Regions from separate parts of the Mus musculus genome. Here region 2 is linked to region 1. A link is a loop called in an ENCODE intact Hi-C map of the cell type or tissue named here. Cell type or tissue: gastrocnemius. All regions are shown on one strand. Links, peaks and the distances in the headings refer to the core of each region. The heading gives the core; the rest is flanking DNA.

Region 1 (16,617 bases), core at 4,273-12,272:
GAGGCAATCCTATGACTGAAATATCTCTAGAAATATTGAAAGTACCAAGTTCTTTCTGTCTGAATGATAGCATTCAAAGAGCCTTATTTATTTCAACAGTCTGAATAAAACTACCCTTTGTAATTGAAATTCAGATTGGAGTTGTTTGATTTATATTATATAAATTCATTTTCCTAATTTTCCATGACTTTGTAAGTCTGTGTTCAGCAAATGGCCAGTATTGAAGATAATGGCATCAATCATTATAGAGTACAATGGTGAGCTCATCAAATAAGCCATGGCACAGGCATTTTAAAATAGAAGTACCATTATATAACCAGGAGAAGAGATGACTGGAAAGTTCAAGAAATAAATATAAGCCAAAGAGGTCATGTGCTCTCTATTCTTCTGCATCTGATTGTTAGCTATTTCTTTTTATTCAATAAATATTTATTGATTCCACATTTAACTCCTAGCAGTCTTCTCAATGCATAGGAGATAATGGTAAACAAATGGTTAACAAAGTTCCTAGCTCACCATACAGACATATTAGAATATAACCATATATGCCATAAATACTGAGATGAGAAATCAAAGTTCAGTGAAAGTGAGCTTTGAGATTATATACACATGTGTTGAGAAAGATGCACCTAAGAAATATTTTACCTAAGTTGTGAACGAAAAGATTTGGGGAAAACATAAACTCCAGAAATTTCAAGACCAGAAATACAGGAGTATAAATGGCCTGAAATACAAACGTCATTATGGTGAACAGGGAAGAACAAAGAGGTCATTGTAGTCAAAACAGAGTGACTAGGAAGGGGGTGGTAAGAGGCACAATGAAGAAGTGAATGGGCGGGTCATGTAGGGTACTTATAGCCATGGGTAAGATTTGAGGTTTTATTTTAAAGCTGTTAAAATGTTTGAACAGTGGTCTGTGTGATTTCTCTTTTATGCCAACAAGACATCATGACTGTTGTTGTAGAACAGGTCTGGAAGGATTGTGTAAGGGTGAAGAGAACACCCTTTAGAACAGTGTGCTTCCCCAGGGTGTGCACGGCAGTGTAGATGTCAAGACGTAGCTGGAGCTTGGAAATAGTTAAATTGGCACCAAGGTTTTATTTTTCCCCAAGACTGTACTAAGGTTCAACTTGATGTTGATTTAAAAAGTGTCCTTATGAGAAGGTTCCATTGTATGACATTCATAGGATAATTATTCTCCAACTTATTCTCCAGGGAGCTCAATGTCAGGATTAAGCCAGCTCTCAGAGAGGCCTGGGTGACATGCTTTGTGTCACGAGTCATGCCAGGTCCCAGAGCTTCAAAGCTACTGTTCTGGCCACCAAATTTCACATTTTCCCTGTGTTTTTATTCTACAGATCCAAGAAGAGATTTGAGTTAATGTATAAAGTATTTTGAGCAGATTTTGGACAAAATGGATGTTAAAGGACTGGTTTCATAAAGAACTTCTAATTTGTTTGAAGGAAATGGGCAGCATGATTTTCAGCTATGCTTTGGATTTTGTGTACTGAAAACCCATGTACAGCAAGACATTTTGAGCATCTACAGCTAACATTCTGTACAGGGCTATGCTAAGTCTCTGTGAGCCATGTTGCCCATGTTACTTGGGTTTAAGATATGTGTATTTCAAATTTGCATAGTCACAAAAAGGGTACCCAGAGATACACTAAACAAGTTGTTAAATGTTAAAATATAAGTTTATTGCTAGTTCTAGTTATTGACATATTTGCTTATTCTGATACATTATCCAAGGACATGTTTTTTTTTTTTCTCCCAAAATGCCTCTTTAACCAGCCATGCATTTCTTGAACACATTAATAAATTTGCCAAAAGATTTCATTAAAATGACCATATTGGACTAGAGAATTCATATCAGAACAACAGAGTTCCTGCTTATTCTTTTCTTATTATTCCTGAATACAAGTTTAGTCATTGTTAGGCACCTAGGTGTTTAGCATGCTAGCACATTTTACAGCTGCTTAGTTTTAGTCAGGAAAACCAGATACTGATACTAAAGTCTTTCCTCTCACATACATGTGCGTCATCCCCCCCCCCCCCACACACACACACAATGTTCATTTCACATACTCTAGGAGGCTCACCTCTGACTCAGGGTGACTCTCTGCCTCCTGAGTTCGATATTCACTTCATTCTTTTTTGTAACCTCCTCCTCTGGAAACTCAATGTGCTGTGCACCATTTACATCCTTCATTTGCTCTGCCAAGAAAGAACTAGAATAACAGAGAGTTGGACATGAAACATGCTTTCTAAACAATCAGCGAAGTTCAATCTAACAAAGCCCCTCCCCAATACAAAGCAAAGTAAAGCAAAGCAAACGAAAAGTACTCCATCTTTTCCATTAGTCATGGGAAGCTAAATAATTGATTATTTAATAATGTTTACCAATGGCTTATTCTTAAATCAAAAGAAGTGAGCATCTTGTATGCTTGTATGTGTTCAAAGATAATTTTAGACACTTCTCTTCTCTAGTAATGATGTATTGGGTGTTTCTTTATTCCCTTTAGGGTGTTTGTTTGTTTGTTTGTTTTTGTTTTTTCACAAATTCTGTCCTTAGTATGGTTTGACTCACTGATCAGAGGAAGTAAGTGTGGGAGGCAGAAGAGTGCAGGGAGTAGGGAGTTCTTCTTTTCTTCTGCCTGAGGTTATTTGTGTTTAGTGGAAAAGGGAAGGACTGCCTAGAATAGAGAAAGAAGTCTCATGAGTTGTACAGACCACCCTCAGCAAGGAGAACCAAGAGCAAGTGGAGCATTTTCTGCGAACACGGCCATCCCTTACCAGGTGTGTCCATTTTGTTCCAATGAAAATACTGTTTCTCTTCAATGTTCCTTCCCTTGTTGGAGGGAAGGGAAACCCGAGCTTTTTCTTGCTGCAGAGGCACTACAGCGCACGCGCACACACTTGCTGAAGTGTAGTTTGTAATCACTTGTTCTGTCAGAGCTATTGGTGCTCGATTCTGTCTCTTTGGAGATAATATTTATGAAATTCCCGGATGCTTAAGCACTGTTGCAAATTTTATATAATTTTGAAAAGATTATAGAAGAGTTGCATTTCTTTTTTTCTGATGATCCCAGTGGGTACAGGGAAGAGGACAATAGAATGTGGTAACATTCTTCAGGCTCAGGGTCCAGCAGGTTCCAATCTAATTAAAATATTCTATCTCTTACAACTGCAAATATTTTGAACATTTAAATTTACTAAGCCTATAACAAGCATAAAAGATATTTTTTTCCACAGAACATCAAGCCATAGACGAATACTTCTTAGATTACAGATGGGAAATTAACAACATGACATGAAAATAAAGAAAGTATTTTGGTAAATACAGTGTACTGCTAATTACTACTATAATCCACAGTGTTAGGAAAAATTTTCTTTTAAAACATATTACTTCATGATGAATGATAAAAGAAAATATGACTAAAGGAAAAAGTAAATTTAATTTCAATGGTATTGCTTTGAGCATTTTAGCGAAATAACTTTTAGTCTAGAACTATAGGAGTTGGTATGATAACCAGAGGGTGGAGGCAGAATTTTGTCCTCCAATACCCCTGTTCTTCTTTGATATAAAGGACTAAAGATGACTGTTCCTCCCCTAGGAAATGTGAAAATCCAGTGAAGTCATCAGACTTGCCATATATATAGGCACACCGCCTGTTTTTAAGAGTGATTGGTACTTAGGGAGGGAATTAAGAATCTCTAGACCCAGGCAGAGGTGTTTTGCCTGCTCATCTGTAGGTGGGCGTAAGCATGTCCCATCACCCTGAAAAGCAGAACTGAAAACTCTCTGGAGCAGCTGCAGCCCACGCCAAATGGTGTAGCACCCATTCAATTCAAGAGCTGCCCGCGCATTCTCTCATTTTCTGCGAAGGAAAGCATGTGTCTCATGTGAGAATAAGTTTTCAACAAATCATTTATCAGGCAGCAAGCAAAATTTGAGATGAATCACGTGTGCTTGGTTTTTCTACAGACTATTCTGAGAATCCAGAGTTCATTAATATTGGGACTCTTTTCAAGCAACATTTATGTTTCTTACTTAGATTTAAATAATAATAGTAATAATAATAATAATAATAACACAACTTCTACTTAAAATTGCCTTCTGAAATGCTATAGACTTTTGTCAAAAACAAACAGGGCTCAATTAGTTTTTTAAAAATGTACTATAGGTGGGGTTGTTATGAATACTTGTTAAGCCACTAAGACAAATGCTGTATTTTTGCTTTCTAAAATTAGAATTTATAAACACAATTTTCCATGTCTAGCCAAGTGGATTTGATTCTATTTGTAAATGGTGGGAAAGGGGCAGCTGAAGGAAGAAATTCTCTGGCAGCAATGAAACCTTACTGGCTCTTGTTATGAGGCAGACAATTCTTTTTAATATATCTTGAGTAGATTCTGTTATTTATCATGGGAAAAATGAGTGTTATTCTGATATTTAATTACATTATATATGTCCATTCCTGACCTATAATTATACTGCCTGTAAAATTTTAATTGTTAGTTCAGTGCAGGGCCATTACAACCATCATTTGTTTATGATTGAAAAGATGTTAAAAATTGCTCCTCTGTCTTAATAATGTCTGCTGCTAGCACATTATTAACAAAATAACATAATTTCTTCCTGTGGGCCCAGTGTATATTACAGGTTACAGTGTTTAGAAAAAAATGACAAAGACAGGAAATGTGTAGGGATGTGGTCACTTAAATACACAAAAACGCAAGACAAAAGGATCTCCAGAATTTGAAAGAACATCCCTGTTTGGGGTACTGTGAGACAGTCTTAGATGTTTGCTTGATGATAAGCAATCTTCAGAAGGAACAGGAAGGGAATGTCCAAACTTCTGAATTATGTGAAAGAAATACACCAAAGCACTAGCTACTTCACTCCTCTTCCGTGTATTCTGTTCATGAGGCTAGCCCAAGGCCCAGTTGATACTTTTCAAACTACAGAAGCCTTCTGGCTCCTACTACAAATTCGTTCTGAACCAGTTGTGTTACATTGTTGCTAAGGCTAATTCTTGCTAGCTTCCTTCTATATGCAAGCATTTTTATCTCTTTTAAGTATGGACAAAAGAAAATTTGTACATAAACAAATAGCAGACTCAAGACCCAGGAAGCAGATTCTCGGTGTTTTTGAAACAGGTTACTGAAAAATAAATGAGAAGCAGGAGAAAAATAGAAGAGAAGACAGAGAAACCATCTGTCACTCACTGAAGGGATGAACAAACAGGAGAGTGAAACTGGTGTCCATATTGTTTGAAACTGAGCTGAGATCATTTCCGTAGACCTAAATAAAGACTTTGCTTTATAAATCTTAGCTCTTCAGTCAAGGGTCGTGTATACTCGAGTCAGTCAGCCCTCCACTGACCTACGCTAACAGCCCCTTTTGATATAGACATTTGTCCAACTCCGGGGGAATACACAATATTATAGTTCATACACTATAATATTGTTTTCTTCTACATGTCATTTTTAAGAAGTAAAGCAAATTTTGTTGTTTTGTGTTCTGCGATGGATTCTCCATCTGTAGCTCAGGCTGCCCTAGAACTTACCTGGAGACTAAGCTTGCTTCCAAGTGTGATGCTCTTCCTTGTCTCGGTCCCCTCGTGTGTGGATGATACACAGAGCCACCACTACAGTCTTAGTACTTTCCTAGACCAAGAAGATGATTTGGTGTGACAATTATGCACAAGGCCTTTTGTGGTTCTCTTTTTAAAATATACTAAATTTCCCCTGTTAGCCTCTTTGAGGGTCTTAACCATTATGTTCTACTGGCGTCAGCGCAAGGAAGAACCGTTGTCACAGCCATCAACAGTTCTACACAACCTGAGAAATCAGCCTAACCAGGTCTTGGTGGCTTTGATCACTCTACTGAACACTAACTCACAGCAACTACATACTTCTTAGGACAAAGGATTTTCACAAATGAACATCTTTAAATATTACAGCATGAGCATACGACAGAGTGAATGATCCTGTAAAAAATAAATAATTTTAATTTCTTCTTCCTCCTCTTCATCTTCTTCCTCCTCCTTCTTCTCCTCTCTCCCTCTCTCCTTCCCTCCCTCTCCTTCCCCAATCTCAGAGTGTTCAAACCCACATACAGCACTCACTTGATTACATATCTATAACTACAGCCCTCATTTGCTTTCATGTAAAATTATATTTAGTATTTAAACTAAATAATAGTTTAAAACTAAGTAATAAACCTTGTACTTTATCCTTAAAAAGCTTCCAGTGAGGATCTTTACTTTAAATACAAAGGAACATATTTTATGATTTCTAAAATATCAACGTATAACTAGCATGCATCTGTCTCTATGGAGATCTGAGAGAATACTACACTGTTGAAATTTTGCTAATAATCAACCCTGTACATTGTCCATCTTATCCTTAACAAAATATGCCTTAAATATTTCACTTTAATTTTTGCATATATTTCTTACCTCTAGGCTTTCTAAGATTTAACAGCCTAGAAAATTATCTTATCTTTGGTTTAGCAAAACCATATCTTTATTTTATCCAACTTGACAAAATTGCATTCTTATTTTTCCAATTTAAGTGTTTTTACATACTCACTTCATTGCTTAAAATTCACACAGATAATGTACATGCTAGATAGATAAATTGAGACATATCCACTTCTTTTTATCCATATGCACGTACACACGCGAGCACGTGTGCATGCCTGTGCACAAGCATGTGTGTGCACACACAAACACACTAATATTTAGGCCTATTTAATGTTTAGTGCAACTTCTCTGCTTTAACTCTATAGGTGCTGACGGGTTGGCTAAGATGGCAAGGTTTACAAGTCCAGGGTCATCTATGAGTCTGTGCATCCCAGAAGCCCTGCCATGCAGAGCATTGTTTAGCCTCGTCTTTCTGGAACTAAGGCCTGGTCTGATGTCTGCAGCTCCCTGGTACCGTGGAGCTGTGTCTGCTCTGATAGCATGGGTAGCATGCATTCTCACTTACACTGCATGGACCTAATAAATGAAACTGACCCTCACCTTGGTTAGCTTTCCTTCTTTTTCTCCCCATCTTACAGAAGTAAGGATGCACTTTTAGTTGGGCTGTGTCTTATGTTTAACCTTTGCAGGGCAATCGCCTTTCTCTTACAGGCCTTTGTTCCCCTTCAGAGAGGAAATGATTCACTCTAAAAATTCAATATAAATAAAGCAGCTAATTCTGCTTTTGAAACTTCAAACTTTGAGATCGAATTCAACATTTCTGAAAAAAAAAAAGAAAAAAAAAAAAAGAAAGAAAGAAAACAAAACCCCAAAACCCAGGGACACAATATATCACTTCAGTTTGCTGCTTTCAAGGTCAGCGCTGGGATCAGACAGTCCCCATTTTTTGATACAATTAGAAGATAAAGACCTGTCAGTTCTCAGAGAGCTTAGCCCAGAGCTCTGTGCAGAAGTGGGTCAATCGCCCTGCCCTGTTATCTGTCTAATTAATGATGCATTTAGTTTGAGACTCACAAATCTACTCATCGACTTCTCCAAACACCTTAAATGTACACAAATTCCCTTACTAGGTCTTACCATCTCCCATAGGATACAGTAGAAATGGGCCTAAACATATTAAAATAATATTTTTATAATACATTGTCTTCCTTCATAATTACTTGCCATTTTTCTACTAACTATGTCAGTTGTCTGAGATCCCTTGCAGACCTTAGACTATGGAAGAAATGGCTGCACTCTCCCTAGCACATGTCCTAGACAGTCAGGAATGGAAAATGAGTACTCATTTACTCCCAAGGATTATGGCAACACACATCTCCTAAGTCTTTCTGGCCTGAACCACTTGGATACCACAACATAATCCTTGGGAGTAAATGAACGAGGTGCGTTTGGGTCTTTCCTTGCTTTCGTTTATGTTACCGTTTGGATTCACTTGTACACAAGAATCTGTTTACCAGTTTCCTGTTATTAATTATGGGAAATGGACTTCCTTAAAATGTTAGGGACACTCTTATACCTCACGTTCAAACACTTCCGGCAAGATACTGACAATCCCCTTAAGTTCCACAAAGCCATATGCTCATTTGAAATACATTGTTTCTTCTCCTACCCCTCAACTTATCTCTCCCTGAAATGAAAAGACAGAGAGTAGCATGCCTCTACCCAGTTATGAGGACACCGAGGTGTGAATCCCGAATTCTAGTCACAAAACTGAGTTGCAAAATTCAAATAAAATAGTAAAGTGCTAAGGACCACAATGTATTCTAATGTAAATCTACAAACGGGGAAAATATTGATTTGCTGCTTGATGTATTATTACTAAGCTTTTCTTCTGCTCAATCCAAGTTAGTATATACTCTGTCTTGTCTCTGTTTCTCTCAGTCTCCCTGTGTCTCTGTCTTTGTCTCTCTCTTCTCCCTCCCCTCCCTCTCTTCCCTCTCCATTTTCTCTAAAGTATAAGCAAATGTATTTGCATACATTAAAATCATAAAGAACCCAAAACATCTGGAAATTTTAGAAGCAAAGCAAAATAGTCAGGGGAGAAACCCAGTTTTAAAATGCAGATGTTTAATTGTGCTGTCAGTTTTGTTACAAGGGCACAAGAGCAGAAATAACCAGAAGTCAATGGCAGAAAATTAAAATACTTTCAGGAGCGCTTGCCAAGGTAAAAGCAGTGAAATTGGTAACACAATATGGACACGGCCTTTCTAGACTGAGATCTGGAAATGTTACCATGTGCAATTTCATAAATTAGCTATTTCAAATGAAAATCCTTTTCATTAAAGGACACAATAAAAGTTTTTCATACTCTCTCTTCCCTTTGGTCATCAACATCAGGCAGTTATTTGGGGTTTGTCTTTCATCAATGACAAGCTCTTTCCCCCACCCTTCGGGCCCCGTTTCTAAGACTCTGATAGTGCTGAGTGGCCAGAAATTACAGATGCAGGACAGCTGACAAATGACTGCCAGGCCCCTCCCCCAGGGCCTTGGCAGTCACAGCTCCTGCCGGAACACGCCTGAGCACAGCGAGCCTTCCAGACAAAGACACAAAGATTCCATTTTCTCAAGGAAAAATAGATTTCATGTGTAAAACACTGGTGAGAAAAACTCAAAGCTGACACACATGTGCGGTCTCCACGAGGCGAGGCTGAATCGCTCCGAAGACTCAAATTTCACTTGATTGCATCAAAGCCTAACAAATATTATTTAACCGAAGAGTATTTCAGGCAGGCTGTAAAAGGGGGAAAAAAAAAAAAGAAAAAAGACAGGCAACGGTAAGATATTTTATTTGTTGAAGCGCGTGATTAAGAAGGCAAAAGAATCCCGAGCTTAGTAGAGATGTTGATCCTAGAGTAAGAATTCATACTTGCTCACATCTTGGAGTCTACAAAGTAAGAAGAATTCTTTTTTTAAAAAATTAAAACCTTATTCAATCAAAGGGTTTAGCAAGATAGTATTAAATTCCTACGAGTATGTTTCTAGTGAAAAGAACCTCCTCACAGCAGCCCCCAGGATATCATTACTGGAGAGGCAGCGAGTACTTTATTACACATGAAACCTTGGCGACTGTCTCAGCCTTCCCAAGCATGCAGGTTTCATCTCGTGGGCCCAGAGCCCTGGCTTCCACAGCGAAGGCCATCTGCTTGGCCTCCCCGTCATGCCAGGCAATGTGTAGGTGCAAAGGCCAGGGCTGGGAGACAAAGAAAGGCTGTCTACTGAGAAAGAGTGTGCTTTTCTTCCTGTCTGCCTGGACACCCATCCCCACTACTCAGATGAGTTCAGTGTTTGCAGAAAACTTAGTTTAATATACTTGAGAAAGTGAGCCCTTAACAGGTTAAAATATAATTAATCGTAGCTGTCAGGGGTAATAGACCAAGAAATTGCACTGGGAATCTTTTTTTTTAAATTATATAACAAATTTAAAAACAAATAAACACAGTTTGTACTTTCCTGTACCTTTTACAAGATCCTGCAATTCTTAAATTTCTTTAGCTTCTGGAAATGTCAGGGTAAGAAAGAAAGAGGGAAAGAGGGAGGGGAGGGGGAGGGGAGGGAGGCTGAGAGGCATTACAAAACACTTGAGAATTCAAAAAGAAGTATCATGAAGGATAATGAGGCTATTAGGTAATCGCATAACTATTTTATCTAAACTCTATTCACACACACACACATTTTAGGGCTAGCTATTATGATCAACAGGGAAGGACATTAGCATCTTAAAGATATTGCTAATATTAGTCATCAAAATTCATACTTCATATTTGGTGTTAAAGTGACCCCCACCTAAAGGGGACTGAAAACATCAGTACACTTGTGGAAAACAAACACCAGCTTGGCTGGAAGCATAACTTTTATTCTCAATTAAACCACGTCGCAATCTGCCTTTGATGTCATCTCAGTCCTCCTGCCTAGAACATGAAGAATTCTACAAGTTGCAGCTCACCTTTGGAGATCAATATCTGGAGGAAACCTCCCTCTCTAAATGCAGATGTATGTGCTGAGGGGAAAGGATGTGAGATATTTATTGCCTTACAAACTTTAGCGCACACTATGCTAAGAGGGTCTATGTCTCTTGCTTGTTCACTGGCATAAAGCAGTCCAGGGCTCTGCACTGGGGCTACTGCAGTAGCTATGGGTGTGTGTTCTTCTCATAATATCTCAACATTCTGTATCTTGAAGTGCAAGACTCGGCTTTAAAATTTTTTAAAGTATACACACCATGCTTACTCAGCCCTGTTGATTTTCTCTATCCGACCTTGACCACTGCTCTACTAACTGTAATGGAATCCTTAGTGACACAGGCTGAAGGAGACTGGCATGATGGGAAACTTTCAACTAGAAAACAGGCCTCTTCAGCTTCTCCCCACGCCAGGGGAGCCTCTGCCAGGAGGACAAGTCAAGTGGTTTATACCCTGAGTCATACTGCTTGCCAACAGGGTCATTCTCTCTCTTGAGCTGGATCCTCAGAGACCTCCCAGAGCTCAGATCCAAAAGACACTGAAAGCAGACTATCCAGGAAAAGGACAGGCTATGAGGTTTAAAAAAGATAGCGTTGAAGAAAAACAGCCATAGCCACAGTCTTTGGGAATAAAAATAAGAGAAATACATTTAAAGAAAAAATACACAATAATCAACCTAAGAAAAATCAATAATCAGCAACAAGAAACAATGTTTTGGGGGGAGTGAGGCATTATTTATTTCTTTTTCCTTTTTTTTTCCTAGTTTGCTAGACTTCTCTAATTCAATATTGATAGGAAACACTTTTACATTCAAATCACATTACTGAATCACAATATTTCTTCCCTGAGAACTCAACATTTCAACAATGATCACAGGCTGTGAGAACTGTATAAAATAGCACGATGCCACTAGTAAGGTTGACTCTTCAAAGAAATGAGATAATAAAACGCTAAACTATATATTTAAGATATTTTAGAGTACAAGTAAATTTCATTGATAATTGAAGCATTTAAAAATATTTTAGATGCTTTTTTGGATGGAAATACACAAGGTTAGTTTTCTGTGGAAAAGGAATATTCATAGTTAAATCATAGTCTGGAGGTAGCTAAAATTATTAGCTTACCTTTAACAAGGACTCTTGTAATTGAAAAGGTGTGTTTATGAAAGTTGGCAACTTCTGGGCTGCTAAAATTAATCATAAGCTAGCAAAGTGTAGGAGGGTCCAAGTGAGCAGTCCTTATGGGCTGTTGGAGAGGAAGCCATCCCTGTGAAAGGTAAGAAAGAGCTTTGGATAGTTTGCCTGAGTTCAAGAGAGGGTCTTTTTGTTGTTTTGCATAGGCTCTGGAGTCAAGGAAAAAAAAAATCCCATGAAGGAGAATGAAGGCAGCTCCATCTACATGTTCAATGGCAATCCAGTAGGAACCACAGCTACGTACGTGCATGTCCCTGAGGAACTTAAAGAGGTTGGTTCGCTATACCCTAAAATTAGGGTGTGATTAAGGTTCACCATTTCTTTGAGATCCCTGGAAACACTTTGTTCTCTGCCTGTCAGACTTTCCTCTCTGCCCAGTGTCTCCATGTACACACACTCCAGCATTTCTCTCTCTCTCTCTCTCTCTCTCTCTCTCTCTCTCTCTCTCTCTCTCTCTCTCTCTCTCTCCTCTCTCTCTTTCCTCTTTCTCTCCTCCTTCTCTCTCCTCTCTTTCTCCTCCCTCTCTCTCCTCTCTCTTTCTCCTTTCTCCTCTCTTCTCTCTCTCACCCCCTTTCTCTTTTTATTACCTACATTTTTCCTCCTCCCCTTTCTTGATCTCCTTAGCAGATGTCTTTTATAATTTATGTTGTTTACTATCCTTTCATTAAAGCTAAGCTGCTTCTTAGGCAGCCAGAACACCTAAGTACACACTAGAGGAGAGTGATACACAGGTGCCACTCCACAGTCTCATCAGGGCACTTCTAATAAGCATCTTGGTACCACCGAATGCAAAGCTGCATTCAAATAACAGCTTTCATCTTCAGTCTTTGTAAATATAAAAGTAACCCTTGAAGCCCTTTGAAGGACCCAACCAAACATCATACACAAGAAAATAGATCAGCAAGGCTTTGAATGACGTGTTTGTGTAAAATCTGTAAGGCATCTCACTGTCTCTATCAAGCAAGACATCTAGGTAAATGGTGGCGTTTAATACGACACATGGCAATCTCAGTTATGAGGGTCACGATTATGTGTTCTCTGTGCTGTTTTGTGTTCCCACCAGGGTGTTTTTCTTTTCTTTCTTTTTTCCTCCCATCAAAAATTCAAGACTCTTTACAATTCTCTGTGTATAAAATGTACACACAACGCTACAGTAGTTTTTGCTATGTGTTGTTTGTTTGTTTTTAGTATAACCACCCTGACACTCTGAGTCAACCCCCCCCCACACACACACACAAACAAAAAACAAAACACCAACAACAAAGAAACTGTGTTAAATGGGCAGACAGATTGGAACTTGAGGGCTATAGCTAAGAGAAAGAAAGTGGAGGCTTGAAGGCTATAATTTCTCTTTCTGTGGTGGTAACAAAATCAGGGGATACATGGAGTCAGGTGACTGCAGACTGGAACCAGAGCCGGGAAGAGCAAACTGCACAGAGAAGGACCCCACTCCTCAGGATGTGCTATGTGGCAAGATGGAGAAGTCCTCACTGAATCCGTTCCACACTCAGTACCCAAGTCCCAATGCCTGTGACCCCGCTTCCCAGTTGATTGGATCCTAGATTTGACAGTTCCATGTTTGATTCTCCTTCCTTCCACTTCTTTACTTTAAAGCAAAACAAAAGATAAATAAGTTACCAGGCCCCTGACTTCTGGCCCCTGCTGAGAGCTCAAAGAAGACACTGCATCTAAAAGAATACTCAGTGGACCAGAGGCAGCGGTGCATGCTCTGGCGTGCACTTGCAGTTCTCTGCTTATAACTTAGCCATATCCTTATATTCAGAAAATTAAATAGAATCCTAGAAATGATAGTAAGCACAGAAATTGTACATTGTGACTCATATCAAGTGGAAAGCAGGAAGTCCTAAAACTGCCTCCTAGGTCATCAGACTAGCTAGAGGGTGCCATCAGCTTAATTACAGGTTTGCACACTCAGAGAGGATGGTGTAGAAATGTTTGAGGAGAAATACCCTTATCAAGACACACATACAGTAAACTGGAATTACCATCCAACCTAGACAAGAGTGTGTGTTGAAATTGCCTGAGGATATTGTTCACACAGCAAACTGATGTCAATCTCAGATCTTCTGACATCTGTATACATATGATAATCAACAGAATTCTGCTGAGAATTGAGTATTTTCTTCGGGACACATCTGCAGCTTCTGTTTACCTTTCTTCCCTGTTCTGAAGGTGTTTGCTCACTTTCCTGTAGTTCTGATTTGCTCACGAGGATGCCCAGACAACAGGAAGGTAAGTACATGCATAAATTGTGTTAGACCTTTGGGAATTCCTTCCTCCGTTTCAGTATTGTGGTTTTGGTTTTGTTTTGTTAAAAAAAAAATGGGTGAGATGAAAGCCCATTTTCTCATTTATAAATATCCCCACGAGAACTGGTAGCTCTGTGAGCACAGAGAAGAGGCATGGCAGACAACCGATACATCCCATCTTTAGAAGTATTGGCAGGTTTCTGTAGGAAATACAGTTTATTCTGGAAGACATGGTTACCATAATTTAAAAAAAAACAAGATATTTAGCACACCAATAAATAATTGTGTACATTAAGATTTTAACATTCTTTTGTTGTTGTTTTTGAGACATCTTAGTCTTCAGCACAGACTGGCCTCAAACTCATGATCATCCTCCTGCCTCTGTATTCAGTGTTAAGACTGTAGGTATTAGTCACCACTCTTGACTTAAAATTTTAATTCTAACCCTAAACCAATTAACTAGTTTTCCTAAGAAAATTAATTTCTTTTAAAAAATTTGCTAATATTTGAATCAGCACAGAAATTTGTATAGATTTTTTAAATTTGGCAAGTAGGGTGCCGTAGTTCCAAAAAGCTTGCCACACTTTCCTATGGTAAAGAATGCAAGCCTAAGGTGTTTTGAAGAAATCAGGGTGTTATTCTTCTACAGATGGTTTGATTGAAATGTTTTAAAGATGGCTGTCTCTTCAGTAAAGCCTTTGCTTTACTGAAGTAAACACTTTGATGCCATAATAACGTTTCAGTGGTTCTCAGTCTCCACCTACAGATGCTATTGGCTATCTATGCAGGACAAACATCTGGCAAACTGAGGTTGCACCTAAATAAAACAGAAAACACTTAAACCAGAATTCTGTCAGCCACATTTCTCCAGGGTTAATTTTATGTAATAAAATTATATTATATTGTGAATGGCTTCTTTAGTTGGGGAGATCTGGGAATACCTATGGGAGGGGGTCACATTATATACATGAGAATGTATTCCAGTTCTATCAGGAGGTTTTAAAAGCACATTGAGAGGTGACCATTGATCATAATCCATTTCATTTAGAAACTGGGCTGTATGTTTTTGCTCATCCTTCTGATTTTAGAAAATATAGGGAGATGATATATGAAGTCTTATTGATAACAGTGTTTCCTCCACTATCAAAATGGGCAGTGCAATCTTACACAGTCGCTTGCTTTTCCCAAGAAGGTGATTCACCAACCTGGGCACTCACACAAGGTGTGCGATATAGAACTCAGAACTTCAGCACAAAACGAAACCTTCAGTGGAGATGTCCTGCTGATCCAAACCAATTAGCTATGCTTTCTGCACTGGGGTGAAAACTCTTGGGAGGCCTTGGAAATTAGAGTAGAGCTTTGGGTAGAGAGCAACTTCACTTGTCTTATGGGGCCATACCACTGTGATGGATGCTCTCGTTTCCCATGTGGGCAACTGAGGAATTATAGCAACTATGGTTGTTTTTTGTTTGTTTTTATCTTTTTGTTTTTGTTTTTTGTTTGTTTTTGTTTTTTGTTTTTGTTAGTTTGTTTGTTTGTTTGAGACAGGGTTTCTCTGTGTAGCCCTGGCTGACCTGGAACTCACTCTGTAGACCAGGCTGTCCTTGAACTCAGAAATCTGCCTGCCTCTGCTTCCCAAGTGCTGGGATTAAAGGCGCGTGCCACCACTGCCCAGCCTAGAGCCAATATATATTGAGGGAAAAGTATGTTATTTTTCTCTAGGTCAGGGTCATTCCTCCTGACCTCTGCTGATATTTTAATCTATATCATTCCTTTCATGGGGAGATTCTTCAGCCTTGGCTCCTACCTGCTGTGTGACAGTTCCGCCTTCCCTAAGCCACTCATATACAACCGAAGGTCCTTCAGAGACCAGCTCCCCCTGACTGAGAGCTACCTGCAAGATATTTTTGGTCTTCCTTGATCTATACATAAAGTTAGTTATATTAGATATTCACACCTACTTTAATAGAGAATGTGTATGTGTTTGTGTGTGTGTATGTGTGTGTATGTGTATGTGTGTGTGTGTGTATGCAGCAGATTTCTGAACAGAGCAGAAATGCTCCTGCAAACCAGTATTTTATGTGTGTACATAAATCTGTAGTTCTAGCTGTGTGCCCATCACCTGCATCGCTCATGTGATAACATAAGACTATTAAGAGTCATCAACGGGCGTGGTGGCACACGCCTTTAGTCCCAGCACTTGGGAGGCGGAGGCGGGCAGATTTCTGAGTTTGAGGCCAGCCTGGTCTACAGAGTGAGTTCCAGGACAGCCAGGACTGCAGAGAAACCCTGTCTCAAAAAAAAAAAAAAAAAAAAAAAAAAAAAAAAAAAGAGTCATCGAATGTGGGCTAGTACTTACTGCTTTATTGCAAACCAAAGTGCCTAGCTATGCTGATATAAAATATTTGCTTTCATTTGGATATGAAACACTTTTCTTATGTGTTATCATTAAATATAATAACATGTTTTCAGAATCCAGTTTTGACAACATTGAAGAAAGTAAGGTGATTTGGATAATTCCATGGGAAACTGAGCTTATAAAAGTGGTATTAGTTGTACTTTGTCATCCATTTGGAATTTGTCCAACTACTAAATAGGTTTCTTGAGAAGACACATAAAATATTGAACACTGAAGAAAATTTGAAGCGAACATGTATGATCACCAGGGAAATAGGACTATAATCATGGTCCTTCCCAGGCA
Region 2 (16,617 bases), core at 3,859-11,858, 600 kb before region 1:
GGGCTCTTACGTGAAATCACACGGCTTGGATGATCTTCTCAATGTAAAGAAGACATTCTGAATTCTAATCCTCTGAGTTCTTGGAGCATTTTCCAGCGGGCCCGAGGAACAGTGTGAGCAGTAACATGTATGTATGGATAATGTCTGTTTCTTTACCTGGGTCAAACGAACCATTCCCTTTACAGAAAAACCAGAAGACAGCTTGTTCTAGGACTGACATATTTTCCATTCATTCTTGTAAGGCTAATATGTATTATGTACTTTGCTCCACTTGACTCAACTTCACTTCTTGAGTCTCTCGCTGAATCTCTTCTTTTAATGTCTTGAAGTTTTCCTGCCTCTCCCCTAGGGGCACAGTTAATGTGGCAGGCACCCCTTCAGTTGGTGCCCTCTTACCCTATTCATACGTTCCTATAGGCTTTCTCAGGACTTGGTGCCCTGCTTCCAGCTTGAATCTCTATTATGTCTCCTAATGTATTTGCTTTATTAATAGTCTCCCTCTTGTCAGTATAACAGTTCTTGCTGTCACTTTTTAAAATGTGCCTCTGAGGGCTGTACTTTTGCCCTTTACCCTAGGGCCTTTGTTAGACTAAAAGGAACTCAGCTAGGCCTGAAAACAAAGAGACTGGCTGAGGACAAGGGAAGTCTGGTGGGAGGAGTTTGTGGCTCAGCCCCACCTCCATGGGTCTGTGAGGGCAGGGTCTGTGAGGGCTGGCTCTGTGAGGACTGGGTCTGTGAGGGCTGGGTCTGTGAGGGCAGGGTCTGTGAGGGCTGGGTCTGTGAGACTGGGTCTGTGAGGGCAGGGTCTGTGAGGGCTGGGGGTTTGTGAGGGCAGGGTCTGTGAGGGCTGGGTCTGTGAGGGCAGGGTCTGTGAGGGCTGGGTCTGTGAGGGCAGGGTCTGTGAGGGCTGGGTCTGTGAGGGCAGGGTATGTGAGGGCTGGGGGTTTGTGAGGGCAGGGTCTGTGAGGGCAGGGTCTGTGAGGGCTCAGGGTTTGTGAGGGCAGGGTCTGTGAGGGCTGGGTCTGTGAGGGCAGGGTCTGTGAGGGCAGGGTCTGTGAGGGCAGGGTCTGTGAGGGCTCAGGGTTTGTGAGGGCAGGGTCTGTGAGGGCAGAGTCTGTGAGGACAGGGTCTGTGAGGGCAGGGTCTGTGAGGGCAGGGTCTGTGAGGACAGGGTCTGTGAGGACAGGGTCTGTGAGGGCTGAGGCTGTGAGGGCTGGGGCTGTGAGGGGCTCTCTGAGGTGCTGCTGTTCCTAGTTTGGCCACTAGGTTGTATTGTAACCTGTTCTGTGCTTTAGAAGCTGTGCTGCTGCTGCTGCTGTACGGGCTATACTGTTCTCTCAATCACTTAACCAGAATATCCAGTTTAAGCCCAGGAAAGTCTCTTTTTGTCTCAAAAGAGCAAAATTTGGGGAAAGTGAAGGTAAAAGAAGAAAACACGGGCGAAAGCTTGAAACTGGGCATTTTCTACTCAAAATATAAGGCCCTTTGAGGATTTTTGTTTATCGCTTTCCCTGGCGTGGAAGGGATGAGGTGAGCAGGCGTCTGATTCGATACTTGAATGAGGGTGTGTCTGCTTTTGCCTTTGGAATCCAGCCCAACAGTGTTCTATTTCTAGAGAGCGCTTTCTCTAATGGCTCTCCTTCATCAGTTTTATATATTTGTTTGTAAGTAAATAGACCAAAGGGAAATGGCAATTAGGGTATATGTCATGCTAATAATTAAAACAAACAAACAAACAAACAAACAAACAAACAAACAAAACGATTTCCTCTTCTTCTATGTATTAGTCAAATTTGGGACAAAAGTGGTAAATAAATGAGTTTGGTAGTTTTCCGTGAAGGACTTTTCTCGATTGGCTAAAAAGTCAAAAAGAATATCCTGTGTTCACGTGTTTATTGTAGTAGGTATTTAGCGTTCTTTTCTTTTTCTTTTTTACCTGTAGGCAACACAGTGCAATAACAATGTCCAGGCTGCCGATTGTTGCAAAGCATAAGTGGGTCCAAGAGCAACCAGGCAGTTTTTAGGAGAAGAGGAAAGGTATCCCTCTGTTCAGAAAGGCTAGTAAAACAGCTTATTTACCTACCCACTTCACTTAAATACTAGCCTAGAATTAGTTCTCTACTAGAGAGGAATCCCCCTCCAATTAACAAAGAAGTAGCATCTCTCTGATAATTTTGCTGGGTGTGCAAAAGTATGAAACGTCACTTGACTGAATACACGTGCTGCATGTCCTCCGTGCAAGCACGAGTGACAAGGAGCTCGTGGACTCCGGGCTTGACTCCGGGCTTTCAGCATCTCGGATGCATCCTCTTGAGAAAATGCCATCTGCACAACAAATACAGTCATAGTTTCAGGATAATTAGCTTCTAGGGACGATTCTCCAGGGTATTGATATGCCGCACCCAGGTAATAATAGTTTCTGTGTATTGAGTGGTTTCTGCATTTCACATTACCGCGTGCGTTTTCCTCGGCTAACTGTAAATCACAAATTCACACTGTAACTCTGCTAGGCATTATTGTAATTATTTTCACTTTAAATCACAGAGGCTCAGACAGATTAACTCGTTCGATATAACTATAGACAGAGGGCTGGAATCCATATGTTCATTCTGTATTATGCTCAAAGGAAAACAGTGATCTACGGAGCCACAAAACGATGCGCTGGCATGTAAGGATCTGCATCCACAGGTTAAGGACACGGGTTTGCTTAGCTCTTGGACTTTGTGTTGTCACAGGAGGATTGCTTCTGTTGTTGTCTGGTGTCTCCGGCTCCTATCACTCTCCATAGAAAGCTCATTGTTGTAAATGACTGGGCAGTGATTCCTTGGTGTTTTCTTCAGTAACAACCCCGCGATTCCAGGGTTAACGATTCAAGCGATCTGTCTTCTGTAAGCTGTCCACAGACACTTTAATCATTTTCCCGTTAATGCCTTGTGTTTGCCCTTTTCTTGCTGTTTTATAAAATTATCCACCTTAAATACTAATGGTGCTAGTTCCTTACTGGGGGCTGGCCCATGTTTGCTTGACTTATATGCCTGAGCAGAGCATCATGACGGTGGGAGCTTGTAACAAAGGAAGTTCTTTACCTCATGGTGAAGGAAGCAGAGACAGAGGGTGGGGTCAGCAAGGAGTTACAGCCTTCAAAGTGTATCCTCAGCCAACAATTTCTCGCAGGTATGCCCACCTCCCAAATCCTCCACCTTACAAAACCCTGCCACCATGAGGGGACCACGAAGCTTAACATGCGAGCCTGGGGGGTCCATTATGTATTTAACCACACATGAACTGTTTTTATATTCTATATGTTGAAAATATCTTCTCTGAGATTTTTGCTTATTTCTTCAATCTGAGTCCTATATCTTTTGGTGAATAGAGATTTCCTTTGAATATAGAAAGATTAATCTTTCTTTTCTTTTCTTTTTTTTTCTTTTTTTTTTCTTTTTTGAGACAGGGTTTCTCTGTGTGTAGCCCCGGCTGTCCTGGAACTCACTTTGTAGACCAGGCTGTCCTCGAACTCAGAGATCCACCTGCCTCTGCCTCCCGAGTGCTGGATTAAAGGTGTGTGCCTCCACACCCGGCTAGAAAGATTAATCGTATTCTGTATGGATTGTCATCCTTCTGTTGAAGAAATTCCCTATTTCACTCTAGGATCACAAAGACATCTCTCCACAGCTTTTAAGCTTATGTTCTGCCTTTCAAACCTGGTGTTTTAGCATCTTTAGGATTGCTCTCCGAGTTCCTGGGGACCTGAGACCCACCTATGAATGCAGAACTGGTTGTCCTGGAGCCTGTTGTGACTGCATTTCCTTTTCAGAGGTTTGCAGAGCCAAGCTATTGTTGACCATTTACACACATGCATACTCATGCCTAGCCTTTCTCTGCTGTTGGTTTATTTGAGCATCCATGTGCCATTACTACCAGACCTTAATTGTTCTAATTTTATGATAAAATTTTACAACTGAAAGAGCTAAATTTCCCAACACAAGTACTATTGCTATTGTCCTTATTTATCTTGTGTATATTTTAAAATCAAACTATAAAATGTCACCAAACTCTGAGATTCTCCCTGTAGAGTAATTTAATAGAGATGTCATTTATATATTATATATTTATGACTATCTTATATTGTTACTTTATTTATTCAAATAGATAAATACATATTATATTTATTTGGATTATAGATAGCTTACTGGCAGCTTAATAATACAGAATATTTTATTTCATGAGTGTAATGTGTCTCATTACTTATGTAAGGCCTATTAGGAAGCCAATTTGGATTATCGTAACAATAACATTGATTTTTATATATTGATTTTTAAAAATAATAAAATGAAATATAATTTGTATGTGAATATTTGTATAAACTTGAACTTTTAAGAAGTTGAGTAGATACCTCCGAATATGGTTGCTGGAGTGTATGATACAACCACAATCAGTTTTGCAATTATTTTACATTTCTCACCACACAGTTTTTACTGCTTATAACACATTTGATTAAGTTGTATTTTCCTTTAGTTTAAGATGACCTTTAATGTTTCTTGTGCCATACATTTAAATTATGACTTTTACTCTACAAATATTGGGTTTTCCCCCCTTGCTCTCTGTTCTTAATTTCTAGTTTAGTTGCAGGATAATATGAAAATATGTATTTTTAAAATGATTATGTATGTATGTATGTATGTATGTATGTATGTATGTATCTATCTATCTATTTCTCTCTCTCTCTCTCTCTCTCTGTGTGTTTAAGTCTTACGAATGTAATATGTCTTGGTGATATGCTATATGAGCTCACAAATAATATCTATCTAACCCTTTTTGGGTAGAGTATTCTATACATGACCCATGGATAGAGAATTTCATACGTGAGTACTGCATTTATGTTGTTGCCCCATTAATCTCTCTCAAACTTTTTCTGTGTTCCTCTGACTCCTTCTCAAATGGATGTTTTCTTATTCTTTAATTATTCTTGTGCAGTTGAAAAGTCATGTCTGCTAGGGATGTGATTCAAATTCTACCCTAAGAAGTGTATTGACAAGCTGGGTGGCAGAGGCAGGTAAAGCTACACACACATATCTCTGTGAGTTTCAGGACAGCCTGGTCTGCAGAGTTTCAAGATAGACAGGGCTACACAGAGAACTCCTGTCTTGAAAAACCATTAAAAAAGTGTATCGACAATAATTGTCACCTTATGTTTTTAGTTTTAACCGTTCGGGAGTGATAACAGCTCAGAAGACAAAGGTGGATGAGTTGAAGGCTCGGTGGATGTGTATATGTTCCCTTCACACATACACATAAGAAAGAAAATTTACAACACAAAACACATGCAGCATGAAGTGCTCTTTATACCTACACACACATGTTCTTTAATAAAGACAGGGAAATAATGTGACTTTAAAGTTCTAAATTTGTTTTAAAATTGTGAGCCAGCAGTTCTGTGGGGGAAAGGAAACCCACTCGTCTGCTTTCTACTTTAGACCTAGTTGTGTTGACTGCCATTGATAAACCTTCTCACACCAGGAAATAATGCTAAGGAGTGGTATTAGGAAGTAATTCTGTCAGGTGATTGTACCCAAAGAAAACACCTTGGAGTAAGTTTAGAAGCGAGTGTGAACGAGATGCAGGCTCTGGAGCGAGGGATGGGTTGTGCTAATGGGGCATGTCTACCCTTAGATAGATATTCTATTCCTCAGAGCTGATCTTATGGTATGGAAGATAACAAGGGGGCTCAGACACTTTCCGTGGCTGATAGTCATCCTGTCATCCTTTACAATTCGTCTTCGTTTTCTGAGCCTATATTATATTTAAATCATTTACCTAGTGTAGATTTTTAGGAAAATCGATCTTTGTTTTTTCTTTGCTCCAAGAAGAATAATAAATTGGAATCTAAAACCAAAAGGTAAAGTGCCTTACCTCTCTGTTCTCTGCGTGGCTAGTGTTTCACAGCGACCACTGGAGTGCTGGGTGGCTTTTCTCTCTGAACACGTCTGTGTTTCTTGTCATTGATGTCGTCATTAGTTCAGCAGCCAAGTCGTGTTTTACCTCAGGTGAGACAACCTTTCAACCCCCTCCCTCTCAGCAATTGATATTTCCGCTGCTAATTTTCTGTTTTGTAAGATGCACTTTTGTTTGTACAAACACAATCTCCTTCCTTTGCTTTCTTTCTACCAGACACTAAAGGCCTGGCAGAAGGCTGGGGCTGGGGCAGGTCACTTATTACTGTCTCCTTTGTGACTAAGGGACAATTTTTTCATCCCTAGTTTAGGGTAGAAACTAGTTAGGTAAAGCCAGGGAACACCTGGTATTCGTGAGGACTCTACAGGGTAGTTCTGGGTGATGAAATCAGATGGTAGATGTGTGAATCACAATGTGTCACTTACTGGCTAGGTGGCTTTGTTTTCTTCCTCTCATCTTCAAATTAAGTAAGGTTGTATGGAGTGTTAGTTGCTGGTCATACATTCAATTCTCAAAACGTGTCAATGCTTAGCACAGTACTGTTACATATCAAAAGCTCCATGTCAGTATTACTTAGCAATCTTGCTTGACTTGTGCAGTTTCACTAGAAAATAACTTAGGATAAGATAGACACATATCTGAGGAGTGTGTGTGCGTGCGCACACACTTGCATGCACACACATTGGTGTGCGTGTGTGTGTGTGTGTGTGTGTGTGTGTGTGTGTGTGTGTATGTGTGTTTAGGTGGTAGACCTCGAGGCCTCAAATCACTAACCATTAAAGCCCACAGCCATTATTCAGTCTATGTGACAAATGAGATCCAGAAAGCTAGCCTAGACTTATTGGCCAGCAACCAGTGATAATCACTACTTCAAGTTCAGTATCTGCTTTATTTTTTATTTTTAGATTGCGTGATAATATCTTAGTATAGTCTTATATGACTTTCATCTGTTCATTCTTTATTAAAATAAATTACCAGATACCTAGTTTGTACTGGTCACTAATGTTGGTTCTGAGGAATTTCGGAGCAAATCAGACTGGGTTGTATTCTAAACATGTTGGGAGACTACTCGGCTTGGGGTGAGGTTTAATCTGAATGCAACTCGAGAAGAAATCACCTGGTGCTGGAGAGATGACTTTGTGGTTAAGAGCATTTAACTGACTGCCCCTCCAGAGGAACCAGGTTCAATTCTCAGCACCCACATGGTAGTTTACAACTGTCTACAACTCTAGGTCCAGGGGATCCAATACCCCCACATAGACATACATGCAGGTAAAATACCAGCGTACATAAAATAAAAGTAAATCCATTATGAAAAAGAAGAATCACCCTGACTGCTCTTTGGAGAGTTTCTTCAAAGGAGACAAACGAGAGTCAGGGCAAGTGGACAGGAGCCCAGTGAAAAGTGACACTGACAGCAGGAAAAGAGCTAAGTGACAGGATTTGCAACACACCTGTGTGCTAAACTTCCAAACAATGCCCACAGTGAGCAAGGACTGCCAGTCTCCATCGCAGCCTCTCACCCTTGCACTTACTGCCGCTCTTCCTTGCCGAACCCATTAACAGGTTAGGGTGGATGGAGAACCGACTTCTGCCTGGGCCTCTTGTAAGTGGTTTATGCATCTGTAAAATGAGTGACTATGTCCCCAAATCTGCATTCATTTGCCCCTTCATCCCAGCCTAATATTCTTTTCCTGATGCTGAATTAGCAGTGAGTGAGAACCCCTTGGAACAAACGGTTCCACAATGGATCTCTGGCAGAAGTTTAAGATGACAACGAAACAAGAAAATAAGATTAGTGAAGGTAAGTCTTCCATTCTTGTTTAGTTCTTTAGTGCCAGTTTCCAGGACCAGAAGGGCCTCCTGTCTGTTTGTTTTGTCTCTGACTCTGTCTGTTTCTGTCTCTCTGTCTGTCTCTCTGTCCATCTTTTTCTGTCTCTCTCATCTGTCTGCCTGTCTGTCTGTCTATCTCTGTCTTTCCCTCCATTCTCTCATTTCAAGCAGAAAGCCAGCAGAGGGCACTGGTAACCCTGAACATGCAAGATATCTGGTGGAAAGTTCCCTGCAGAAGGGCAGCCCAGTGTTAAGACAGAGGGGGGCGGGGGTAGGGGAGGCTAGAGAAGTATAGGCTTCGTACTTTCATGTCCGTATTTTGTAAGTCTATTAAAAATTGGGAGAACCTTCTCTATCTCTCCTTTAAAATGCTTGAGAGTGGCTTCCCCAAAATATGATAGAATAGCATTGAAATACTTCAAGCAGAGTGAAGATGATTAACACTATATTATTCTGCAATTTTTAAATCATTTTATTTGACTCAAAATGTTTGCACTCATGTGGGTAGGATTCAGTTAGAAAATTGAAGTATGCTTTGCCCATTGAGAAATGGTGTATGCGTGTGTTTCCAAGTTTTAAAACCTATTCCAAAGCAGTTATATCCATCAGGAGTGTATAAAATACCTGCAAGTGGCAAGTATAATTACTTGTGCCTGTTGTTAAAAATTGAAGTTGATGTAGTTTTTAAGTTGGAATTTCTACCAATGTGTAACCACCACTTATGTGTGTATGTATATGTGACTACTATATTTATATGTGAGTCATGTAAAATATATCACACACATATTTATATTTTTCCAGAATCTGTCTTTGTGATGCTGCAGAAACTTTCCTAGTGGTTAGTGCTGCTGTGCAGTGGTCTCTTACCTAGATGGACCTATTTTTCCACGGCACCCAAACCTGCATGGCGCTGAGCTAGTTCCTTTAGAATGACTGCCCAATGCTCAGGTATGCCAAAGCTTTCAGGACTTCGCTTGTTAATGCCACAAAAAAGAAAAAAAAATTCATGCACACATGCTTGGAAGCTCTTGTCTGAAAGACCATGGATGTCTTTACTTCCAATTAGACAGTCACTAGGCAGCAAATACAGCATATGACTTATATTGAAGGGCTATGGGCTGCCTGTATCAACTGCTAGAACAGCTAACCTCAGCAACAGTCATCAAAGCTTTAATATAAGAAAACTATATGTGCAAAGACACGTGCGAAGCTCACTTTGAATGTGTTACAGACTCCAGTACTCAGGACAGTTGGCACAGATGGCCAGCCTGACATCAGACTGCTCCTTTTTTTTTTTTTTTTTTTTAAACCGTGACCAGTTCTGGAGAGTGCTGGACTAGAGACTCTGTCATTTCTGACAACAGGAGAACCAGAGACCCAGTGACATTCAAGTTTTGGCATTTTCCAATTTCTTTTTGGATGATTTAACGACCAAAACTGCTGCAACCTACACATTTTGCTTGTCTTCCTTCCTCCACGATGGAGCTAGGATAGGATATGGCTGTTCGTGGCTTTCTGCCTCTGGATGGCAGTAACTCCTGCTTGAATGTTCATGACCCTTAACTGTAATGTCTTAAAGTAAGGACTTCCCATCCTTTGTTAGTTTTCTGTCCAAAGAAAACACGAAATTTGCTTGGTCTGAAACACACACACACACACACACACTCCAAACAAGGAGTCTGTTTAATGTTAAAAAACCGATACCACCAATCCCAGGCTAGAAAGAAAATGAGGACTCAGGGAGCTAACCTAAAAAAACAAAAAAACTGAAAACCTGGCATTTGGATATTTCCATATGTTTATATGTGATTCATTTTCCTTCTTACATAAATTAACAAATGCTGCCGAGCCAAGCGTATTTTTTTTCCCTCAAGACAACGAGGCTCTGCAAAGCTCTAGGAATATATCCAGGCTTTGGGAATAAGCATGTCTACCACTAAAATTATGTGCTCTGATTAATATAGTCCATCTGGATTTTCTGACTGAGGCTTTTCATAGACACAAAGAATTAAAGAGCTTAAACATTAAATACAGAGCAGTGCACACATGGTAAATGTGGTTCTCTAACCTCCCCATGCTGTGGCTACTGCAGTACCGTGAACCGACATCTGGATAGGGCTGTGGGCTGTAATTTATTGTCCTGTAATATTTTCCCGGTCCTCCTCTTGCATGTTCTTTTAAACCTGCTGTTTCTTTTCTTTGGTTCTCTGTCCTAGCCTCACATGCTCCTGTAATGTTTACCTCCTACAGTGAACTAGGACTGAAAGCTCTTCCAACCTCCATTGCCAGCTCTGGGCCTTTGCACAGACGTGTTAGAGAGGGGTTTGTGGGAATCCCTAGCTCCAGCTTGTGGAACCTTTAGACAGGCATGGCTTTCTTATTGGGAAAAGAGGATGGGTTAGTGTGAGAAAAAGAAATCTACTCTTGAGTATTCTTTTTTTTATTTTATGTTTTAAAGTTCTTTTGAGTACTTACTAAAAAGTAATAGATTATGACCCAAACCTACCACCCGAACTTCAGTCCTGGAAATCTCACTCAGTCTTGGTATCTAACTGAGGTGGTGTAAGCTCTTAACGGCTTCATAGTGACCACTCTTGAGTCTTTGGTGATTTGGAGGGTTTACTGCATACTCATGCATTTCATTCTTTCCTAATCTGAAAAGGGAATGTGAATCCTATGGCTTCTAAATGATAGATTAAAAATATACATATTTTTCCTGCAATGATTTTTTTTTGATGCCACATGAAATGGTTTCTGTAAGTATGAGCGAGTATGATTATTGGGTTTCTTGGGACAATAGTAGAGAATCTACAGAAATACCTGGGGCACAATAAAGCCCCAAATGTATAGTCTACATAGCAAAACCAAGGGGAAGACAGAAAGTCATTGACTCCAATAGTGATAAAAGCAAAGAGGGATTCTGGGATACAATCCTTCAAATCTAGGGTCAGGTCACCAAAAATCAGTCTAAGAATTTAGCTAGCTCAAAACACAGACGAGAAGTCAAGAGAAGCATGTTCCTAAGGCATGCTTCTTTTGTGTTTCTCTTAGGTGGCAGGTTTCAATCTCTGTGCATTTGAAATAATGCTCTAACCTGCTTAGAGACAGAGGGCTTCTCATCATTAACCCAAACGAAGCTCCGAGTCCAGGGAGCTACTGTTTCTGGCTTTATCTGACTTGGGTTATTTCCAACCACACAGTAACAGCCTTAACTTTAACATAGCCAGAACTGAGAATGTTACCAACAAGAGGGACGTCAACCATGGGTGTTCTGAAGATTCGTGTTCAAGAGGATCAGTGGCCTTAGTAACTTCACTCTGTTCATTTCTGTGACCGCAGGGTACCTTTATGAAGTGTCTGCAGAGTTTCTTTTGAGTCAGTGATCTAAATTCTATTCCCAGACTTTCTGTCTGCATCCTCCCTTGATAAGTTCTTGCTATTTTCATGCTCTCTCTTTGTCATTCATCCCTAAACGATACCAAGCATTGTGAAAGGTCAACCACACTCCGTGTGCTGTGGAAAGAAGGGAAAGAAGGGATGCAGGGTAGCAGGAGCCTTCGACACAGCAAGGCTCTGGAATTTCTTCTTTAGATACAGGGAGATCCAGAAGGAAATACAAACCTATTAGAAGAGTCCTGCTATTCCAGTAATGCTCCCACCTCAACACCCACTGTACCCAGTCCATCCAGGAGAAGCAGGGAGAAGGTGGCTCCCTCCAGTGGTGGATGCTTATGCTACAGCAGCCAGAGATTAGAATTTTCATAGCCATTCTCTTTTACACAGATTCTCTCCTCAAGTGATATCTAAGGGGCAACTGGGTGGTAATTCCAACAAACCAAAGCTTTCCATTATATTGCTGAAAGTCATATTCATGTCTCGGATGCAAGTCCCCCATTATGCCTTTAAAGGAGAGGCTGAGGAGAGGCAGGTTAACCTGCTCCTCTGAGGTGCAGTCACTGAGCTGGCCATCACTGGTTGCCACATACAACACACTTTTAACCACATATCACAGTTCAGTTGTTGTGGATAACAGAATGTATAACAGAATGACTTTCAAATTGACATGTTTTGCCATTTTCTGCAGCACCCACCTGTGAAGCTTTTACACCTTCTAGGTTGCCTCAGATACAACAGAAAACAACTGCTGTCGTCCACATTGAGTTATTTGGCAACTTTTCATGTGATGATAAGATTGGCTTCAATGATTGTTTTCTCTCTCTCTCAAAATTTATTTTATTTTATATATTTATTTTATTTATGTTGCTGTCTTTAGACACACCAGAAGGGGACATCAGATCCCATTACAAATGTTTATGACCCACCATGTGGTTGCTGGGAATTGAACTCAGGACCTCTGAAAGAGCAGTCAGTGCTCTTAACTGCTGAGCCATCTCTCCAGCCCCTCAATGACTGCTTTCTATTGTCATTGTTAACTTCTGATGGCTGGGCGGGCACTAGCTCTCATCTTTCTTCCAAACTTCTTGAACTACCAGCAACCACATTTTCTTGTCACTAGAAGATGCTATACTGAATGCATTGTTTATTTGCTTTGTCTCTGGTGATTTATTGCCCATTTTGAACCTAAATTAAAAAAAATCACTCAATTTTGCCTTTTGTCTAACATCATATACGTAGCATAAAAGAAATATAAACAAGCAGTGAGTCACTAACAGAAAATCATAAAGCAAGAGGTGCATTAAAATGACGCAACAAACCATTTATTACAAATGTATTCTGATACCAAATGCCAAATTTCAAAAGCACGAGCCCTGTGGTTATCTTTGCACCAGCCTAACCCTGATGAGCATGTGCAGCCACCTTGTGCTAAGGAAAGGTGTTAGGACCTGGGGTTCAAAATGTCAGAAAAGAGGACCTGAACCACACCATCAACTAAGTTGTGAAGACCCATGTAGCTCAGCTCAGCTGCCGAGTCTAGGGAACACTTATAGTGAACAGTAGACAACAATGAGAAACAATCTCAGAATGAGATGAACTGCAGCACGGGGCCAGCTCAGTGACTGCACCTCAGAGGAGCTCTGGAGCCATTCCCAAAGCCCATGTCACACCAAAAGATCAAGGTTCCTATTCTTACCCATGAGGCTGTGGTTGATTTTAGTTGTAATGATTTGTAGTTCAGCTGTCTAAAATTTCCGTTTCTTTTGCACTAACCTTTTGAGAAAGGAGCCATAATCACCAGTGTGTCCAAGTGGATCACCTGCCACCTTTTGAGAAGAAACACTGTGTAGTTCATTCTGAGACTTGGTACATGCCATGGAAGGCACATTTCACTGAAGACCAGGACTTTAACTTAGAGCTTAGGGTACATGACTGGATCTTCCCAATGACTGTGGCCTCTTGATTTCCCAACTCACATATTTCTATTGGAACAGTAGCATATTAAGGTTTTCCAAGTCAGTATGTATAATTTGTATAGCTTACTATGGATTATAGCATACTAGCACTTCTTGTTCATTTTGCTCAATCAATCAAATGTAGTTTTACAAAAAGTTATGGTAATATTCTGCAGGTTTTCAGGTGGTTTAGATTCCTAAAATATTTGCTAATGGCAAAGGAGGGTAGAATAGCACAGCCTAGTGGGAAAGCTGTAGTTCTAGTGTCATTCCATGTAAGTGAGAACTGCTTTGGAGTCTTGTCCAAATATTGGTTCTACAAATACCTCAAGCTTTAAATATATGGTATAGCAGTGATGAACATGGTTGCCCAGCAGCTGTAATTGGAGCTACTATTTGGTTGGGTTGGAATAAATCTAGAGTTCATCTTTAAGTCATTTAACTTAATATCTTTCAGATAAGACATCTGATTTCTGTAGGAAATAGGCTGGGTAAAATGGGACTATAGGATAATCACTGGTATCCTTACAAATATGCTCTCTCTTCAATAGGGTCCAATTTCTACTATCCTACATGGGAAGAAGTATTTATTCTCAGGGTAAGGGTGTGAAGGTTTTCTATGTTATCTTTCCTAATATGATTCTTATCATGTTGGCATTGGTAAATAAGTCTGATTTTACTTTCAGTTGACCATTATTATTTTAGTCTCTCATTTATTTTTGTATGAGAAAACACATACATTGTCAAGTGTCTATTTAAATTCTTACAAAAACTACAATATATTTTGTTTTGCCCTCCACTATATTAGAATATATATAATCCTTACATTTGCTGCTCAGGTTTTAGTCTTATTTCTACTCATAATGTCATAGCCAGAGCAATATTCTATGTTCATTGCAGAAAACAGAGATTATTCCCTAATGCTTTTTATTCTTTGTGATTCTAACCTGAGTATTTCTGTATCCATATTTAATTAGATCATTGAGATATCTAACTATGTGTCCAGGTGAATGAAGATTTTTGTTCCTATTAAACAAACAAACAAAGAAAAACCAGAATATTCCTTCATCGACTTCTTAATTTGAAATGAGCAGTAGCTTTGAAAAAGTAACAATAGCAAAAAGATTTTTCCTAAATGCTTTTCTGTTTGTTGGGGAGGAAAACACACACACACACACACACAGCTTTCTAGTTTGTTCCTATATTACATTGGTGGAGGTTTTTGATGGGAGCTTCTATCTAGCCCACACTGGTCTCGCAGCAATGATCCTCCTGCTTCAGCCTTCTCAGGACCAGGCTTATAGCTTTGAGCCACGCTGCACTTGGCATCACTTCTTGATTTTCATATATTGAACTCATCTTGAATTCCTAGAATTCATACCATTTGGTCATAATTGATCATCCTTTTTTATACCACAAGATTTGTAGTATTCGTTACATTTCTTTTTTTTTTCTTTCCATTTTTTATTAGGTATTTAGCTCATTTACATTTCCAATGCTATACCAAAAGTCCCCCATACCCACCCACCCCCACTCCCCTACCCACCCACTCCCCCTTTTTGGCCCTGGCGTTCCCCTGTTCTGGGGCATATAAAGTTTGTGTGTCCAATGGGCCTCTCTTTCCAGTGATGGCCGACTAGGCCATCTTTTGATACATATGCAGCTAGAGTCAAGAGCTCCGGGGTACTGGTTAGTTCATAATGTTGATCCACCTACAGGGTTGCAGATCCCTTTAGCTCCTTGGGTACTTTCTCTAGCTCCTCCATTGGGAGCCCTGTAATCCATCCATTAGCTGACTGTGGGCATCCACTTCTGTGTTTGCTAGGCCCCGGCATAGTCTCACAAGAGACAGCTACATCTGGGTCCTTTCGATAAAATCTTGCTAGTGTATGCAATGGTGTCAGCGTTTGGATGCTGATTATGGGGTGGATCCCTGGATAAGGCAGTCTCTACATGGTCCATCCTTTCATCTCAGCTCCAAACTTTGTCTCTGTAACTCCTTCCAAGGGTGTTTTGTTCCCACTTCTAAGGAGGGGCATAGTGTCCACACTTCAGTCTTCATTTTTCTTGAGTTTCATGTGTTTAGGAAATTGTATCTTATATCTTGGGTATCCTAGGTTTTGGGCTAATATCCACTTATCAGTGAGTACATATTGTGTGAGTTCCTTTGTGAATGTGTTACCTCATTCAGGATGATGCCCTCCAGGTCCATCCATTTGGCTAGGAATTTCATAAATTCATTCTTTTTAATAGCTGAGTAGTACTCCATTGTGTAGATGTACCACATTTTCTGTATCCATTCCTCTGTTGAGGGGCATCTGGGTTCTTTCCAGCTTCTGGCTATTATAAATAAGGCTGCTATGAACATAGTGGAGCATGTGTCCTTCTTACCAGTTGGGGCATCTTCTGGATATATGCCCAGGAGAGGTATTGCTGGATCCTCCGGTAGTACTATGTCCAATTTTCTGAGGAACCGCCAGACGGATTTCCAGAGTGGTTGTACAAGCCTGCAATCCCACCAACAATGGAGGAGTGTTCCTCTTTCTCCACATCCTCGCCAGCATCTGCTGTCACCTGAATTTTTGATCTTAGACATTCTGACTGGTGTGAGGTGGAATCTCAGGGTTGTTTTGATTTGCATTTCCCTGATGATTAAGGATGTTGAACATTTTTTCAGGTGCTTCTCTGCCATTCGGTATTCCTCAGGTGAGAATTCTTTGTTCAGTTCTGAGCCCCATTTTTTAATGGGGTTGTTTGATTTTCTGAAGTCCACCTTCTTGAGTTCTTTATATATGTTGGATATTAGTCCCCTATCTGATTTAGGATAGGTAAAGATGCTTTCCCAATCTGTTGGTGGTCTCTTTGTCTTTTTTTTTTTTTTTTTTTTTTTTTTTTCCATTTTTTATTAGGTATTTAGCTCATTTACATTTCCAATGCTATACCAAAAGTCCCCCTTACCCACCCACCCCCACTCCCCTACCCACCCACTCCCCCCCTTTGGCCCTGGTGTTCCCCTGTACCGGGGCACACAAAGTCTGCGTGTCCAATGGGCCTCTCTTTCCAGTGATGTCCGACTAGGCCATCTTTTGATACATATGCAGCTAGAGTCAAGAGCTCAGGGGTACTGGTTAGTTCATAATGTTGTTCCACCTATAGGGTTGAAGATCCTTTAGCTCCTTGGGTACTTTCTCTAGCTCCTCCATTGGGAGCCCTGTGATCCATCCATTAGCTGACTGTGAGCATCCACTTCTGTGTTTGCTAGGCCCCGGCATAGTCTCACAAGAGACAGCTACATCTGGGTCCTTTCGATAAAATCTTGCTAGTATATGCAATGGTGTCAGCGTTTGGATGCTGATTATGGGGTGGATCCCTGGATATGGCAGTCTCTACATGGTCCATCCTTTCATCTCAGCTCCAAACTTTGTTTCTGTAACTCCTTCCATGGGTGTTTTGTTCCCACTTCTAAGGAGGGGCATAGTGT

The links. Peaks named below come from ENCODE experiments on the same cell type or tissue, not always from the same donor. Only the 100,000 strongest peaks of a DNase experiment are listed, where the experiment ranks them.
Region 2: it touches region 1 in a loop (2.1-fold over the local background); 2 of 42 quality-filtered maps call a loop at or near these places.

Annotation. Positions count from the first base shown.
Region 1 is chr1:137,919,123-137,935,739 of GRCm38, forward strand. It overlaps Gm4258 (a long non-coding RNA gene), which reads left to right. Exons shown (of 3, transcript XR_003948014.1): 2 at 1-13,899. Among named protein-coding and RNA genes, the nearest start is that of Gm4258, 29 kb to the left of the region's middle. In gastrocnemius, for the core only: no CTCF peak of the experiment used is centred there; DNase peaks (open chromatin) are centred at 8,966, 9,619 and 10,882; H3K4me3 peaks cover 1,021 bases; H3K27ac peaks cover 1,389 bases.
Region 2 is chr1:137,322,838-137,339,454 of GRCm38, forward strand. No RefSeq gene overlaps it. Among named protein-coding and RNA genes, the nearest start is that of Gm34244, 22 kb to the right of the region's middle. In gastrocnemius, for the core only: CTCF peaks have their summits at 7,957 (motif pointing right), 9,304 (motif pointing right) and 11,498 (motif pointing left); DNase peaks (open chromatin) are centred at 7,982, 9,051, 9,281, 10,038 and 1 more place.